2 separate regions of the Homo sapiens genome follow, and region 2 is linked to region 1. Evidence: read pairs that join two places in POLR2A ChIA-PET (ENCODE). Cell type or tissue: Panc1. All regions are shown on one strand. Links, peaks and the distances in the headings refer to the core of each region. The heading gives the core; the rest is flanking DNA.

Region 1 (8,334 bases), core at 78-8,077:
ATGATTCCACTAGTCTTTTCTGTCAGGATAAGATGCCATAGGCTCCTGGCCCAAACCTGGAAGCAACTATTTTTACAAGGAATCCTGATTCCTTTCCTTAGGAAATAGTATATAAAGACTTCAGTCTAGACACCAAGGGTAGATTTCCCCTGAAATGGTTATGTTTATGTTGGAGTGGTAACGCAGTCTTCCTTGGTATCTCATCGTCCTGCTGTCCGTAGGCATCTGGTTCCACCTGGATGCTCCCTCCCCACACAGTCTTATAATGGCCAGTGCTCCCTGTGATTCCACCTCCTTCTCCAACCAGATCCTGCTGCTTCTCTCAATGCCTTCATCCTCTCCTTCTAAATCAGATACCCCAGCTCATCTCTGGGCTTCTAAGACACCAGAGTGGGGAACACTTCTCTAATGTTGAAGAATAATGGTACCCTTTCTTACACAGACTATTTTTATGTTTTTATTTCTTGAAGGGAGTCAACCTCCTGTTGCTGTCCAAGCCGTCAGTAGACAAATTTAGTCTTGTTCTTAACCCAGAACAACCATGCTTTGAAACACCATGGAAACAGGCAGTCCTGGCCCCAGACCCAGGAAGGCTTCATAAAACCAACAATCCCCTCAGGTGTGTGTGTTTCCTAGGAAGCATGGGCAGTTGCAAGTTGAAATTCTTAACTAGGGTTGCCAGGTAATGAAAAAGTGTTAAGGAGTTAGTTTATCTTAACCATTTTGAGGCCACATACCTATTTGTACATTTGATGAAAACTATAGAACCTCTCTCTGGAAAAATGTACATATACACAAAATTTTACAGACAATTTCATGGGCTTCAAGGAGCTCAGGGTATCTTGGAGTTTCATTTGTTTTCATAGACTAGATCCTGATGTGCACTGGCTTGTTGGAGGCTGCAGGGTTTGGAGGTGAGTCTGAACAAGAAGGCATATAGCTGATACCGGGGGGTCAGTTTCAAATCACTCCACTCAACATTATTTATTCTTTGGTATAGAAGTACTCCTGGTGCCAGTCTATGAACTATTTGATGTCATTCCGTGACATCATAAATGTAGAAACTGAGAACAGGCATCTAAAAAAATTTATAGCAATTTGATGTGGTCACAACATGCAAGCATATGGTCCTTGGACTTGTCTCATTGAATAGGGTACAAAGCATTTTGGGTGCTGATGAGTTCACAAGGTGAGTTGCACGCAGTGGGAGCTGCATAGCAGTCATGCAAAAAGGCCCCCCCATCAGTTGTCAACAGGTTGGAAATTAAAAACCAAAGCACAAACTGGTCCTTCATTTCAGATAGTCTAAGAAGCAACAACATGAAACCCAGAGTACCTTTACTCACCCTACTACCTTGTTGTTTTAGCCTGTCTTTCTCCACTCTATACTTCTACAAAGTATACCTAGAACAAGGCATAGAGTTGGTATTCAGTAAATCTTTGCTGAAAGGTGAGCAGAGCAAAACTGTTGCCCAAAAGAAGAAACCACATTTATTCCCTAATGATACCCTGCAGGGAAAAAAAAAATTTTTTTTATAATTCCTAGGAAGTTGAAGCTACTTACATGAAAAAAATATGATAGGAAATAAATTATAAGCAGTCATTAACTTCACTGAATATTCTCATAGAATGTGAAATAAATAGAATAATCTTAAAGAGCTGGTCCTCACTGTGGAAGTTGTGAGGCTTTCGGGACGGTTTGTATTTCAGTGTACATGTTGTATGAATTAACAAGTCAGTAACAAATGTGATCCATTTACAGGGCAGAAAAACTAGAGTGGTCTCAAGTATAATGATAGTCACAGTGGGAAGAATATAATTTACTTAATTGACAGAATAAGAGTTTATTATAAATGAAAGGCAAACGAGATATGGTCATGCATTCTCTGCCTAGTTTTTCCCTTCTCTTACCCCTTTATGTCATCTCTTTCTGTCTTCCCTAAGGATCCAGAATTAGTAAAATCTGTTCTTTGAAAATCTTGCCTTTAAAAACTGGGCTTGTAGAAAGTTACCAGGCGGCCTGAGGACCGACCAACTTAAGGAGGGGTTTAATCCCAACCTCACAGCCCCTCTTCACCACCCCCATACCCAGTAGGGTCCATTCCACACCCCTAGCAGCACATCTGTGACACAGCAGGCTGCTGGGGGGACAGTCTGAACCCGAAGTCACCGGCTGTCTCACTAACCAGAGAAAGGGATTTTACCTCAGGAAAGTTTCTCAGGTTCTGTGGAACCAGTCCCTGCGTAAAGAGACAGGTTTCCTTCTTTCTTTTCTTCCCCCCACCCCCCTCAAAATGAGTGGATTCAGAAACATTATCTGCTAAAAGTAAAAGAAGAAAAATTGAGAATATGTTGCACAGCTGGTGAAATCAGTAGTAGAGGGTGTCTGGGTATGTGTTGCAAGAGTGACACCTGGTTTATGTTTATCAACAACTAAGTGAGCTATAAATTTTGTGGAAATAACTTTGCTTTTTAACATCCCTTTTGAACAACACAGGCCGTTTGCCCTATCTAATAAAAAGGAAACAGTTGTCCTGCTTACCATGCATGGGACATTGAAGGGATAAAGGAGCTTGTCCACAGTATGTGGGCCCAGAAATGCACAATAGCTAAAGTCTGATGTGACCTTTGTCTTTGCAAATAAAGAGACTGATAACCCAGGTGTCACCACCACATTTTTTAAACACATGCATCACAAAGGGCTCAGCTTAATGACTATTTTCAAGTACAAATGAATTTCCTGAAATGGAAGAAAAAAAATAGAATCATACTTGGGGGTAATTAGGGGCTCAGGCTACCCCTAGTGTTCTCGGACAATATCTAACAACAAATGTTCACTGCACCAATGCCCTGACTCCTGTATGGAGTTTTATGGTTATTGATAGTAGCATGATTATGGTAACCATTGTATGTACCAGGCATGGGGCTATGCATTTTATGTTAGTAGATTTTTTTTTAATCTGCACAATAGGCCTAAGAGATCAATGTTTTTATTATACCATTTTATAAGTAAGGAAACAACTAACTCAGATCATGCCCTCCGTAAGTGGCCGAGCTGGTCTCAGAACCAGGTCTAACTTCTCAGCCTTAACAACCATGATGCCTTTTAGGGGTTTTGGTTTGGGTGGTTTTGATTTTTTTTCTTAAAAGTTTAAAAAAATAGCCTTCTTTGCTCCTTGACTAAAAAGGTTCCAAACCACTTTTTACCCTAGAACTCATACAGGCCAACAGAGGGAATGGAAATTGGCCACAGCACTGTCACTGAAAGGTAATAATTAATGAAAAAGGTGTCACTTAAAGAGGCCAATGACCAAAAGTGTGTTTCTCTTGGATTAACTTTTCTAACACTCTTTAAATAATGTGTTGATAGCAGCAGAGACCAAAAAGAATGCAAACAGACCTGAACATTTTAAACCTCTGGGAATAAAAATATGAAAATAAAGATGTTTTCATAGCCCTAAACAACTTTTTGCACTTCTTTTTCTGTGGTAGTAATTGTGATGTTTACCACTTCTTGTGTGCCTTTTTTGTGCTAAGCAACATGCTTATTTTTTAATTATCAACAATCCCCACAAATAGGAACTGTCTCAATTTTACAGTTAAAGAAACTTAGACTCCATAAGGTTAAGAAGTTATAGCTCTGTGTAGAATCTTAGGAAGACTTTTCTCATTATGAAATAGACCACATGCGAAATATACAACAGAAGTAACAAGAAAAACACACGCAAATTGATGAGCACTTCCAAGAGATCTCTTACGAGGCACAAGCAGTGAAGGGTCAGCACCTCCTGTGGGCTGATCCATTGTTGTTGATGGGGATATGAAGCAATTGAAATACAGTCAGGTGGGCACTCCATTTTCAAATCAGCTGATTGCAGGCTGGACACCCTTGGTGTAATCTACAAAGACAGGGAAAAGGAAACCTGCGCCTCTTCAGCGCTCTAGTGGTACTGGCAAGTGTCATGTCTTGTGATCAGGAGAGTTCTACCAGCCCTCTTTGTGCGTAGCAAACCTGATACTCCCCAGAAAGTTCCACAGCCAAAGGCTGGGCATGCTGACCTCCAATCCAGGGGCCCCAACATCAGGACCTCTCTCCCCAGCAGCAACACCTGGATTGAGTTATTTCACTTCTCTGGAGCTGAATCTCACTGACCATAGAAGAGGGCATATTTCTCAGCAAAACAGCTGGAAAATTATGCTGGCCTTTTGTACAAGTCATGTTAAGCTCCTTCAAAGAATACATGAACAATCTGCATTATTTTAAAGGTGAAGATGGGCTTTTTAAGGGGGAGAGGTTACAGCTACCAGCAAACCAGAGATTTCCTCCATTCTGTGACCCTCCTTCCTCTGCATTCTTAAGGACTTGGCTAGAACCTGAGTTTTCCATTTCTCCTGGTGAGAATGTGTCTTCAGGAGCTTATTGATAATTCTGTCTTTCAGCACAACTTTGTAAAGTTGAAGTCCCTGCCAATTGATAGTCACCTTGTGGCGTGATCTTGTCAGTCCAAAAGAATAAAGATCTACCTTTACATTCATTTAGAGTGAGGGATGATGTACAGCCAGGATGCCTAAGTGTCACCTCCTGCAGTTCACTGACACATGGAGTCCCTTTGACAGGTGCCCGAGTTTCTTTTTCCTATGTATTACAACATCTACTTTTAGGATTTTTTTTTTAACCTCTTTCCCCCTTTCCTTCCTGTTCTTTCTTCCCTCTTTTTTCTTCTTTTTCCATCTCCTTGGCTTTTTAACTCTCTCCTCTTTTCTCTCTTTCCCTTTCCACTTTTCTTGTCAGCAGTTTATTCAACCACCGTATAATAAATCCAGTAAGTGATCATAAAAATACCAATCCCAATTGCAAAAATGGCAGCACAGCCTCAGCTTGGAAAAAAAATTTGGAAAAACAAACTGAAATCATCAAAGACTAAAGACCAGATACTAAAAAGATGGGATTTGCTGTGAGATATATTTTATAATAAAAATTCTGCTATAAAGAAGCATCTTTTTATTTTTTTCCTTGATAGTCTGAATAGTTTATACCTGATGCCAAGAAATTATATATAATTAGTCTGGGTAATATATAATTTCCATTTGATTATATATATTAAAGTGATTAAGGAACTTCAGTTTTTCACTAGTAAATATCTGCCTTCTTTGTTGCATTCTGGGTCTGTAATGACTGTTTATATCAAGGGTAGCACTCGTTCAGAACTGAAGGGAGCAAAAGTTGGAATGCTTTCACCAAGCTTGGTTGCCTGATGTCTATGAATCTGGGAGATAACATGAAGTTAGCTACATTTTGGGAAAAACTGAAGGGAGATTTCAGTCCAATTTCTTGAAACCACCATGTAGTTTTGCATGACTTCCCGTGAATAAACTCCATAAGGCCAGGCCCGGTGGCTCACGTCTGTAATCCCAAGACTTTGGGAGGCCAAGGCAGGTGGATCACCTGAGGTCAGGAGTTAAGACCAGCCTGCCCAACATGGCGAAACCCCATCTCTACTAAAAATACAAAAAAATTAGCCAGGCATGGTGGCAGGCACCTGTAATCCCAGCTACTCAGGAGGCTGAGGCAGGAGAATCGCTTGAACCTGGAAGGTGGAGGTTGCAGTGAGCCGAGATCGTGCCACTACACTCCAGCCTGGGCAACAAGAGTGAAACTCCATCTCAAAAAAAAAAAAAAAACTGCATAAAACAGCATACATGAGAAGGCATATTTTAGGAAGATTACTCAGTTAAGTATATGACATCACCAATATTTTTAATATTGCATAGAATGAAATGAAATTTTTGATGTCAGTTTTTAATTAATGACTTCTATTTGCCTTTTGTAGATTACTTTCATATGTTTATTCCACATATTTTATAGCAGTTTTTCTTTTTCCAATTAGAGGATAGATTTCATCCTTTATCTTTGCAGGTAGCTGATCCAAGACATTTTTATGTAAATGGATTAATTAATTAGTAGCCTTCATTTGAAACTTAAAAAGAAAATAATCCTTTTTGAGAGGCATTAACTATTTTTTAAAGCCACAAACAATTCTTTACTTAAGCACCTTGTCACACCATTAGAAATTATTTGACAGCATTAATCATAATAAAATGCATTACCCTTTACCGAATCACCTTTTTTTCAAGCTAATTAAAAGAATCCATTCCCTAGGAGACTGTACAGCAACTTCACTTGTAAAAATCACATTTTTGGGGAACTTAACAGTACATATTTATGAAACTTTTGAGCAAATGACATCACAAGTTTGATTACCTGTACAGCCTTTGTGAGAAGGCATCTAGCTACAGAGATGTGCTGGGTTCTAGGGAAGGCAGCTACATCTGGCCTTTTTTGAGAGCCTTTAAGCCTCTCTGCCTTCCAGCCTTAGGATTTATGCAAATCAGAAATCTTTGGCTGTCTCTACTTCCTGGCCAGGCCAGCATAATCCACTTCCTTTGGGTTCATGTGACCATGCAAATTTGAGCACTCCTGAATAGTCCCAGAGGGGCTGTGCCTCTCATTATTCCTGCCCCATTCTCTGTGCAGTGCAAGCATTCAGACTATGAATGGACAAGGGTTTAATTACTCACCACATCTGTCAGATCAGATTCAACTTCAGAATGAAGAGAATCCCAGACAAGCCCGGTCGTTTCTTTGCAATGTTCTTCATGGTCGAGGTCATCCAGCTCTGTCTTCTAGGGAATATTTTCCACTCCTTGTTTCATGACCTTCTGGAAAGCAGGGACTGTGGCTTTTGGAGATCCATTACTGGGCCTTTCACACTGTGTGTGGCCTTTACAAATGTTAATTAATCTTCCTGATGATGCACTGAGCATCAGGAAACCCTTTATTCCCCTTGGGCTACTGATGACCAATATGAATGCCAGAAAGTTTTTCTTACTGTTTCCTGACCCACATGCTTCTCTCTGGATGTACTTTGCTGCTTTTTCCCCTCCCTCTGATATGTTTTCACATGGCAGATTGACTGCTCACATTACTAGGTCAGCCAGAGTTGACACAGTAAAGGTGGATGGTCCCCAAGAAGAGAACATACCTCCAATTCCAAGGCTATCAGCCTTCCCAGCAAAACGTGCATAATAGCAGCTAGGAAGGAGTGTGTCCACTGGGGACCAGGTGATTCTGCTCAGTGCATGGGCACTAGCAGTCCTTCCCTTAGGTTTCTTTCCTTACTGGGATTATCTGGGTTTAAAAGGAGATTCCTGGCACGTTCAGCTCTGGAATACAAGGCTTTTTGGGCTGCCATGGTGTTTTTGGGTTTTGGTTTGATTTTTTATTTTTGGTTTGATTTTTTATTTTTTATTTTTTGCTTTGCTTTTATCGTTTTAAAATTGAAATTCATATGAAATTAACCATTTGAAAGTATAGCATGCAGTATATTTACAATGTTATGCAACCCTCATGTCTACCTAGTTCCAAAACATTTTCACCACCCCAAAAGGCAACCCCATGCCCATTAAACAGTTGCTTCCCATTCCCCCAGCCCCCGTCTCCGTGGATTTACCCACCCTGGATATTTCATACAAATAGAAGCACATAATATGTGACCTTTTGTGACTGGCTTCTTTCATTTAGCATGAAGTTTTTTAAGTTTGCCATAATGTTTTACTATGGCATTCTCTGGCGTAGTGGTGTTTATTATTTGGTCAAAGTTATTCATATGTTCTCTGTTTTGGGTAATGTCATCATCATCTATGGAAGTCTGAGAAACAGCTGGGTCCTCTCCCTTCTCTCACTCCTATTGTCTAATTGTTCTTTAAGTCCTGTGGATTCCACACTTGCAATACTGCTAGTCAGTTCTCATTTACATTATTTTATTTTATTTTATTTTATTTTATTTTATTTTATTTTATTTTAAGAGAGAGTTTTACACTTGTTGCCCAGGCTGGAGTGCAGTGGTGTGATCTCGGCTCACTGCAACCTCAGCCTCCTGGGTTCAAGTGATTCTCCTACCTCAGCCCAAGTAGCTGAGATTACAGGGGTGCACCACCACACCCAGCTAATTTTGTATTTTTAGTAGAGACAGGGTTTCACCATGTTGGTCAGACTGGTCTCGAACTCCTGACCTCAGGTGATTCACCCACCTCAGCCTCCCAAAGTGCTGGGATTACAGGCGTGAGCCACCGTGCCTGGCCTTCATTTACATTCTTACTGCTCCTGCCCCTTTCAAATGCTATTCCTTCCCCAGTTTGTCTTTCTCAAACGCAGACCCATCTGACCATGTCACTGCCCTTCTCAGTACTCTCCAGTGGCTCCTCCCACCTCAAAATAGGGTTCAAGCTCCTTACCAGCAGGCCAAGGCTGCCCACAATCTGTTCCTCCTCTCC
Region 2 (8,334 bases), core at 14-8,013, 170 kb after region 1:
AGGCCCTGCAGCTCTCAAAGCCTAAGGTATTTACCTGTTAGACCTTTGCAGAAAATGTGGCTGACCCTGGGATATGTAAAGATGTAGCTTGGTGCTTCAGAAAAGTTCAAAATGTGGAGGAAGCAGTGGTTAGTGTCATTAATATCATCCCAGGCTATTCCACATCTTGTCCTTCATTCTTTAATCTGGAAAGTGTGACTCTTGCGTCCCTTGTGTATTTTGCTACTCATAGATCCTGCCTCCACTCACACTCTAAGTGCTGGTAATTACATTTGGGACAGGGGCTTTTCTATGCTCCTGAGTGTGCAGGAGATGCTAATGACAGCACCTCTTGCCCTTGTTAGGACTAGACAGGCCTCCACCCTAGGTGACAACCTATCTTTGACCCCTACTCTTCTCACCAGCCTACCCAGTCCACCTCCAAGGTCTGTGGACTTTTTTTTTTTTTTTTTTGAGACAGAGTCTTGGTCTTGTCTCCCAGGCTGGAGTGCAATAGTGCAATCTCGGCTCCCTGCAACCTCTGCCTCCCAGGCTCAAGCAATTCTCCTGCCTCAGCCTCCCAAGTAGGTGGGATTACAGACACCCACCATCTTGCCCGGCTAATTTTTTTTTCTTTTTCTTTTTTTGTATTTTTAGTGGAGATGGGGTTTCACCATGTTGGGCAGGCTGGTCTCGAACTCCTGACCTCAGGTGATCCGCCCACCTCAGCCTCCCAAAGTGCTAGGAATAGAGGCATGAGCCACTGTGCCCGGCTGGTGTGTGGACTTTAACTCCTTCACTGGGCTTAAGTGATTGGTGTCACAGAAGGAAAATGAGTTTTGGCATTAAACACGCTAGCATTTGTTTTTGGTTTTGCTTTTATTTCTTTATTTGAAATAGGGTCTCCCTCTGTCACCCAGACTGGAGTGCAGTAGCGTGATTGCAGCTTACCGCAGCCTCAACCTCCCAGGCTTCAGTGACCCTCCCACCTCAGCCGCCCAAGTAGCTGGGACTACAGGCAGGAGCCACCATGCTTGGCCAATTTTTGTATTTTTGTAGAGACAGTGTTTTACCATGTTGCCCAGGCTGGTCTCAAACTGCTGGGCTCAAGCGCTCCATCTGCCTTGGCCTCCCAAAGTGCTGGAAATACAGGCGTAAGCCACCGCACCCGGCCTAGACCTGCATTTGAATCCCAGTTTGGCTCCTTCTCCTCTCAGCAAGACCCTGGGCAGGTATGACCTTGATCAAACACGCCCCATATTCCCCTGGCTCACCTTCAAGGTCACCCGCCATTCCCTGTGCCTGCTGACAGTCTCCACCCTCAAGTGCCCAGGGTCTCCCCTTGGTTCCAAGAGAACTTGCTCAATCTTGAGTAGGGCAAGCAGAGTGCCCTAGATTTAACCCCTCCAGAGAAGGCATCCCCCAAAGAGGGCCAGAGGCTGTTGGCTAAGCATCTCAGCTTCCTCGTCCCTTTGGGGACAAGAGATGACACAAAGCACTGGTTCCTCGGAAGGCCCCCAGCAGGATGAAGCCTCAGTTGTCCATAACAGCACCTGCAATGTCTCTTCCTTCCCTGCTCCCTTACTGGTGCTTCCTGGGATCGCCTCCTGAATAAACTACCTGCTCCCAAATCCTCCCAAATGCTAAGCTCTATAAGCCTCAGTTTTCCCAATGGTAAAAGGGGTCTGGCAACATCCACCTCATAGGGTTGTTAATGAGTGAGACTATGTAATAATCCTTGCAGTGGAAAAATCCAGAGGTGCATCTGCTCTCTCCCTGAGCCCTTGTCTACTATGTGCTCTATGGAATGAGGTGGGTGTTTATGAAGTCTCATAATGTCATGACCACCATGGGTTAGTAGCCAGTGCACAAAGGCTAAGGTTTGGAGAATATGAGTTATATGCTTGCATCAGTACTTAGGTTCTTACTGGGGCTCCCGTGACAAATGAAAAATGGCTACTATAGAAAAGAAAGGAAATGGAAGTCTCCATCTTGGTGAGAAGACAAATACACTATTCATTTGTCAGAAAGATTTCAGGTCCTTTCAGAAGTAGCATGAAAGAGCAGAGAGTTTGAATCTTGGCCCCACCACCTAAAATAGCTGTGTAAATGTGAACAATTTACTTGATCTTGCTGAGCCTGTTTTCTGTATTGCAAAATTGTAATGAGAATTTAAATAATATCAGTAACCCCTTTGAGTAGAGGCAGTTCTATTGTGGGTAAGAAACGAATGATACGGTCTTTGCTTTCCAAGATCTTAGAATCTCACTGGGAGATAGGGCCAGGCAGGTGGCTCACACCTGTAATCCCAGCACCTTGGAAGGCCAAGGCGGGCGGATCACTTGAGGTCAGGAGTTTGAGACCAGCCTGGGCAACATAGTGAAACCCCTGTCTCTTCTAAAAATACAACAATTAGCCAGGCATGGTGGTGTGCACCTGTAATCCCAGTTACTAGGGAGGCTGAGGCAGGAGAATTGCTTGAACCCGCGAGGCAGAGGTTGCAGTGAGTTGAGATCATGCCACTGCACTCCAGCCTGGGCGACATGGCAAGACTCCATTTAAAAAAAAAAAAAAAGAATCTCATTGGGAGATAAGATCAGACACAGGAATAGCAGAAGCAGAGCATGACTGGATCCTTGGCCAGCAATATTTACTGAGCACCTACTATGCACTAGACATTGAAATGCAGGTGCTTGCTAGAAGTGGTCACAGGAGACTCTCCCTCTACCAGTATTCATCTTATAAGCCACCTTTCCTTCCTTCCTTCCTTCCTTCCTTCCTTCCTTCCTTCCTTCTTTCTTTTCTTCCTTCCTTCCCTTCTTTCCTTCTTCTTCCCTCCCTCCTTTCCTTCCTTTTCCTCTTCCTCCCTGTCTCCCTCCTTCCCTTCCTTCCTCACTTCTGTCTTCTCTTTCTTTTTCTCTTCTTTTCACCCATATTGTTTCATTCCTTCCTCTCTAAATCTGTTTTTCCCTCCTTCTCTGTCAGCACCATAGACCTCCAACCAGCGATGTTACTTGATCTCAGGGGAGCTGCAGGTCCAGACAATCCCAAGCCCTGGAGATCCCATCCATCCTTCAGGGTAAACTGGGAGCATCTTCTTCCACCCCCAGAGTATTTGAATTTGAATGGAAGGAGGAGCATCATAATCACTGAATGCATCAAATATCTCTGAGTCCCATTATATGTAAGGTTCTCTACAAATAGCAGTACGCTGGAACCAGCTCATACTAGCTTCTAGGAAACAATTATTAAGTTTTCAGGATTTTTTTCTTAAATTTATTCATTATTATTATTATTATTATTTGAGACAGAGTCTTGCTCTGTCAACCAGGCTGGAGTGCAATGGCGGGATCTCAGCTCACTGCAACCTCCACCTCCCAGGGTCAAGGGATTCTCCTGCCTTAGACTCCCAAGTAGCTGGGGTTACAGGCACACGCCACCACACCCGGCTAATTTTTTTGTATTTTTAGTAGAAATGGGGTTTCACCATGTTGGCCAGGCTGCTCTCAAGCTCCTGACCACAGGTGATCCACCTGCCTCAGCTTCCCAAAGTAGTGGGATTACAGGCGTGAGCCACTGTACCCGGCCTTTTAATTTATTTTTTATTTTTTGAGACAGTTTTCCTCTGTCATCCAGGCTGGAGTGCAATGGCACACTCTCAGCCCACTGCAACCCTTGCCTCCTGGGCTCAAGCAAATCTCATGCCTCAGCCTCCCGAGTAGCTGGGATTGCAGTCATGCACCACCATGCCTGGATAATTTTTGTATTTTTTAGTAGAGACAGGGTTCCACCATGTTGGCCAGGCTGGTCTCAAACTCCTGGCCTCAAGTGATCTGCCCACCTCAGCCTCCCAAAGTGCTGAGATTACAGGTATGAGCTATCATGGCCAGCAAGTTTTCAGGAATTTCTGAAGTGGCTGATGTCACATTGGTAGCTTGAAGTCAGCCATGATGGGACTATTTACACTACCGAAATTGGCAACTGCTACAAATCAGAAATGTATTTCCTCAGAGAGCCAGTTGTTAAACATTTACCAGCACACCACTGCATAAAATATAGGTTATACAAGAGAGACAGAGATGTGTAGAAACACACCCTGCCTTCAAGGAGCTACATAGGAGGTGAGATGATAACGATGTTGAGAATGTTGCTGATTTATAGCCAGGAAATGAAAGTTCAAGTTTCAGCTGAGTCACCCAGGGCAGGTCATTTTCTTTCTCTGGAACTCAGATTTCTGTTAAATGGGAATTATGGTAATATCTCCCTGCCTTTTTCACTGGGTTTTTGGGGAATTCACCAAAAATGATACACATGAAAGAAAACCCATTGGGGCCAGGCGCGATGGTTCATGCCTGTAATCCCAGCACTTTGAAAGGCTGAGGCGGGTGAATCACATGAGGTCAGGAGTTTGAGACCAGCCTAGCCAACATGGTGAAACCCCATCTCTACTAAAAATACAAAAAAATAACCAGGTGTAGTGGCATGCATCTGTAATCCCAGCTACTCAGGAGGCTGAGGCACAGGAATCGCTTGAACCTGGGAGGGAGAGGTTGCAGTGAGCTGAGATGGCACCACTGCACTCCAGACTGGGCAACAGAGTGAGACTGTGCCAAAAAAAAAAAAAAAAAAAAAAAGGCGGGGGGGGGTGGGTGTGGAATTATGTAACATCTCTCTGCCTTTCTCACTGGGTTATTAGGGAATTCACCAAAAATGATACATATGAAAGAAATCCCATTGGGATCTATACTGAGCTGTTCCAATCATAGAAACATCCAGAAGGAACAAGACTTCACCTGAGTGCCCCCAAGAAGGGATTTAACTACACACAGGACCACCCTGATGAACTATTAGAAGCCAAGAGAAGCAAAAATTGAGTTTTATGTCCCCTGGTTAGACTAGAAGCAGCTTGACAGCCGGGCCCTGTCTGCTATTTCTTTGTGCCCTTCACCAAGTATAACACAGGATTGTGATCCTAAGGAATAAACAGGTGGTTCAGGGAGGAGGCCTGGGGGCACCTGTGGTGAGTCTACCCGCAAAGGCTGTGCTATGAATGGAGGCAGAGATAGTTCTGTCTTTTCCAATCTACTGCAAAGAGGCTGTTGGGGCTGTGTGCAGGTATCTGAATGATGAAATGGAATGTCCTTGATGGATAAGGAGCAATAACTATTGCAAGCACATGACTTGGATTGGGATCTTTTTTAAAAATGTTAATCTAGGCTGGGTGCGGTGGCTCACGCCTGTAATCCCAGCACTTTGGGAGGCCAAGGCGGGCAGATCACGAGGTCAGGAGATCGAGACCATCCTGGCCAACATGGTGAAACCCCGTCTCTACTAAAAATACAAAAATTAGCTAGGCGTGGTGGCAGGCACCTGAAGTCCCAGCTACTTGGGAGGCTGAGACAGGAGAATCGCCTGAACCCAGGAGGTGGAGGTTGCAGTGAGCCGAGATCGTGCCACTGCACTCCAGCCTGGCGACACAGTGAGATTCTGTCTCAAAATAAAAAATAAAAAATTGTTAACCTAAAGAACAAGGTAAGGGTGACTCGCTTTGTACCCTGGGGGCTTCTCCTTGGGCAACTGGTGGAGCATCATCCTGAAGGTTTCCTCGTCAGCCAGTTGTCCCACTCACATTCTCCCAGCATCCCAGCCTTACCTCCTGCACCCTCCCTGTTATTCTTCCTCCCTCCATGACAGTCCAAGGCATTTACACTTGGAGCCACCCACTCTGTGCGTAATTATAGGAAAGTATTTGTATCTTTTTCTCTAATGATTTAATGGTCTGTCTTCCCAACCACACTGTAAAACCCTGGAGGGCATAGAATATTGTCAATTGTATCTGTTTCTCGTGTGCTTCTTATTAGTACCCTGGAAGTGCTCAGTACATCATATGAGCCAGAGTGCTGGCCAGGAATGAGACCACGCTTTGCCTGTTGGTCACCGCATCTCCAGGGAACTCAGAGGCATCTCCAGGAAACACCTGAATATGTGAGCTGGTTCCTTACAACAGTCCAATGAAGCAGAGGTGTGAGCAGATCCTTTTTACAGCTAAGGAAACTGAGGCACAAAGAGGTTGACAGCACACTTGCCCCAAAGCGCAGGTAAGCAGCAAAGCCAGAATGCAAAGTTTGGTCTATCTTAAAAACCCATGCTCTAGACTGGGCACAGTGGCTCACACCTATAATCCCAGCACTTTGTCAGGCCAAGGTGGGCGGATCACAAGGTCAGGAGTTTGAGACCAGCCTGACCAACATGGTGAAACCCCGTCTCTACCACAAATACAAAAATTAGCCGGGCGTGGTGGCATGTGCTTGTAGTCCCAGCTACTTGGGAGGCTGAGGCAGGAGAATCACTTGAACCCAGGAGGCGGAGGTTGTAATGAGCCGAGATCGCGCCACTGCACTCCAGCCTGGGTGACAGAGTGAGACTCTGTCTCAAAACAAACAAACAAACCCGTGGTCTTAACAACTATGTTATTAGGCAACACTGAGGAAAAGCTGTGAGTTTACTGAGTGAGTAGTACTATGGTGTTATCCCAACTTAGCCAATTGAAGAACCGAGGCAGTCAGTGGTTAAGACAACCTGCCCACGTTGTTGCAGGCACCCGGGACCTGCTGGGAAGGTCTTGGATGGTAGATCTCTGCAGAGAGTGTGAACTGCCAAGGGCTGCTGGGTCTAGAAGAGAGGGCCTGGAAGGTGTTGGAGTCTCGGATGAACAGCTCTCTAGTAAGGGCAGACAAGATGATGGTAGAAAGACTTTAGGCTCTGAAGGGTGCCTCCGTCCTCTTTGTAGGTTTGCCCTTAAACCCAGTGTGACTCGGTGCAAACCTCCATTTCAGGTCTGTTTTCCTTTCTTCCTTCCCTTTTGCTCATCCTCGTGCAGAGCCCAGGGTATTTTTGGTGTTTTGTTTTTTCACTTTCCCTCCTGCACTGTGTGACTGCGGCAGAATGTTCCGGGAACATCTAGTTAGAGATCACTTCGTGTGCTCCAAGGCCTGGGGACATGCTGTCCTCCTGGCCAGGCGGCCGCCAGGAACTGTTAATATGGCAGCAGCACTGGCCTCCCGGGGCTAAGGAGGCACTGAATGGGCCTGGCTCAGTCCCTCAGGACTACCCTGGAGGCTCTGTAGGCAGACCAGACACCAGGGTTACGTGGGGACTGCAAAACCCAGAGCAGGGGCCAAAGCTGAGATGAAGGCCAAAGCTCTGCCTTCAGATTCCACTTCTTCCCCAGCCAAAGTCAGCCCTGGGCTTCTCCTCAGCCTTCAGAAACAGCCACTGAGGCTCGACCAACTCTGGTGGCCTAGAACGTCTCAATCTGGTCCTCCTTGCAAGTGGCACTCTGCAGACCCACCAAGCTGGCATTCAGAGCTGCATTCCCAATAGAGACACCTCTCATCTCTTGATATTTCTAACCTGCCAGGCACTGTGCCAAGTACTTCCTATATAAGATTGCCAGATAAGGCTGGATGTGCTGGTTCATGCCTGTAATCCCAGCACTTTGGGAGGCCGAGGTGGGCGGATCACCTGAGGTCAGGAGTTCGAGACCAGCCTGACCAACGTGGAGAAACCGTGTCTCTACTAAAAAATAAAAATCAGCCGGGCATGGTGGCACATGCCTGTAATCCCAGCTACTCAGGAGACTGAGGCAGGAGAATCTCTGGAACCCAGGAAGTGGAGGTTACAGCGAACTGAGATAGCACCATTGCACTCCAGCCTGGGCAACAAGAGCGAGACTCTCTCTCAAAAAAAAAAAAAAAAACAGTTGCCAGATAAGATTCAGGACGTCCGTTCAATTTGATTTTTTTTAGTGTAAGCATGTCCCATGCAATATCATGTCCTGTGCAATATCTGGAACACACATAACTATAGCCAATCACTGTTACTAACACAGCTTTTTTTTCCTCCTTAAGAGGTAACTTAGTCACAGAGCTTCCAAGCAACGGAGCCAGGATTTGAACCCACAGAATTCTGACTCCAGAGTCTATGCTACAACCACTGTGCTATGTGGCCTCAAGGGTAGCCATATGTCATGATTAAGCCTGAAGTCTCTGAAGTCAGCCTGAAGTAACCGAACCTCTCTGCCTGAGTTTCCTCCTCTGTAATAGGGACAACAGTAGTGTCTGCCTCGAAGAGATGAGGACTGAATGAGTTCATACAGGTCGAGGACTTAGAACTATGCCTCTGACTTCTCATGCGTGGGATGCAGCGAAGTTAAGTTGGATCCACAGAGGTTTGGGTGAGAACTGGGATTAGTACCCAGAGGTACTCGTTTCCTGGTCCGATACTTACTGCCTTGTTAAAGGCACCATGAGCCAATACTTTTGTGGGGGCAGATGAGAAGGTACAAACTGCCTC

What was found. Peaks named below come from ENCODE experiments on the same cell type or tissue, not always from the same donor. Only the 100,000 strongest peaks of a DNase experiment are listed, where the experiment ranks them.
Region 2: POLR2A ChIA-PET joins it to region 1 with 26 read pairs; 3 of 35 experiments call an interaction of 5 or more read pairs at or near these places.

Annotation. Positions count from the first base shown.
Region 1 is chr10:112,725,910-112,734,243 of GRCh38, forward strand. All of the region lies in intron 7 of VTI1A (vesicle transport through interaction with t-SNAREs 1A), which reads left to right. Among named protein-coding and RNA genes, the nearest start is that of MIR4295, 96 kb to the left of the region's middle. RefSeq lists an enhancer at 6,439-6,940. In Panc1, for the core only: no CTCF peak of the experiment used is centred there; no DNase peak of the experiment used is centred there; H3K27ac peaks cover 244 bases.
Region 2 is chr10:112,900,137-112,908,470 of GRCh38, forward strand. LINC02935 (long intergenic non-protein coding RNA 2935) reads left to right here. Exons shown (of 3, transcript XR_001747706.2): 2 at 5,841-6,077. Among named protein-coding and RNA genes, the nearest start is that of LINC02935, 13 kb to the left of the region's middle. RefSeq lists an enhancer at 1,128-1,628. In Panc1, for the core only: no CTCF peak of the experiment used is centred there; no DNase peak of the experiment used is centred there.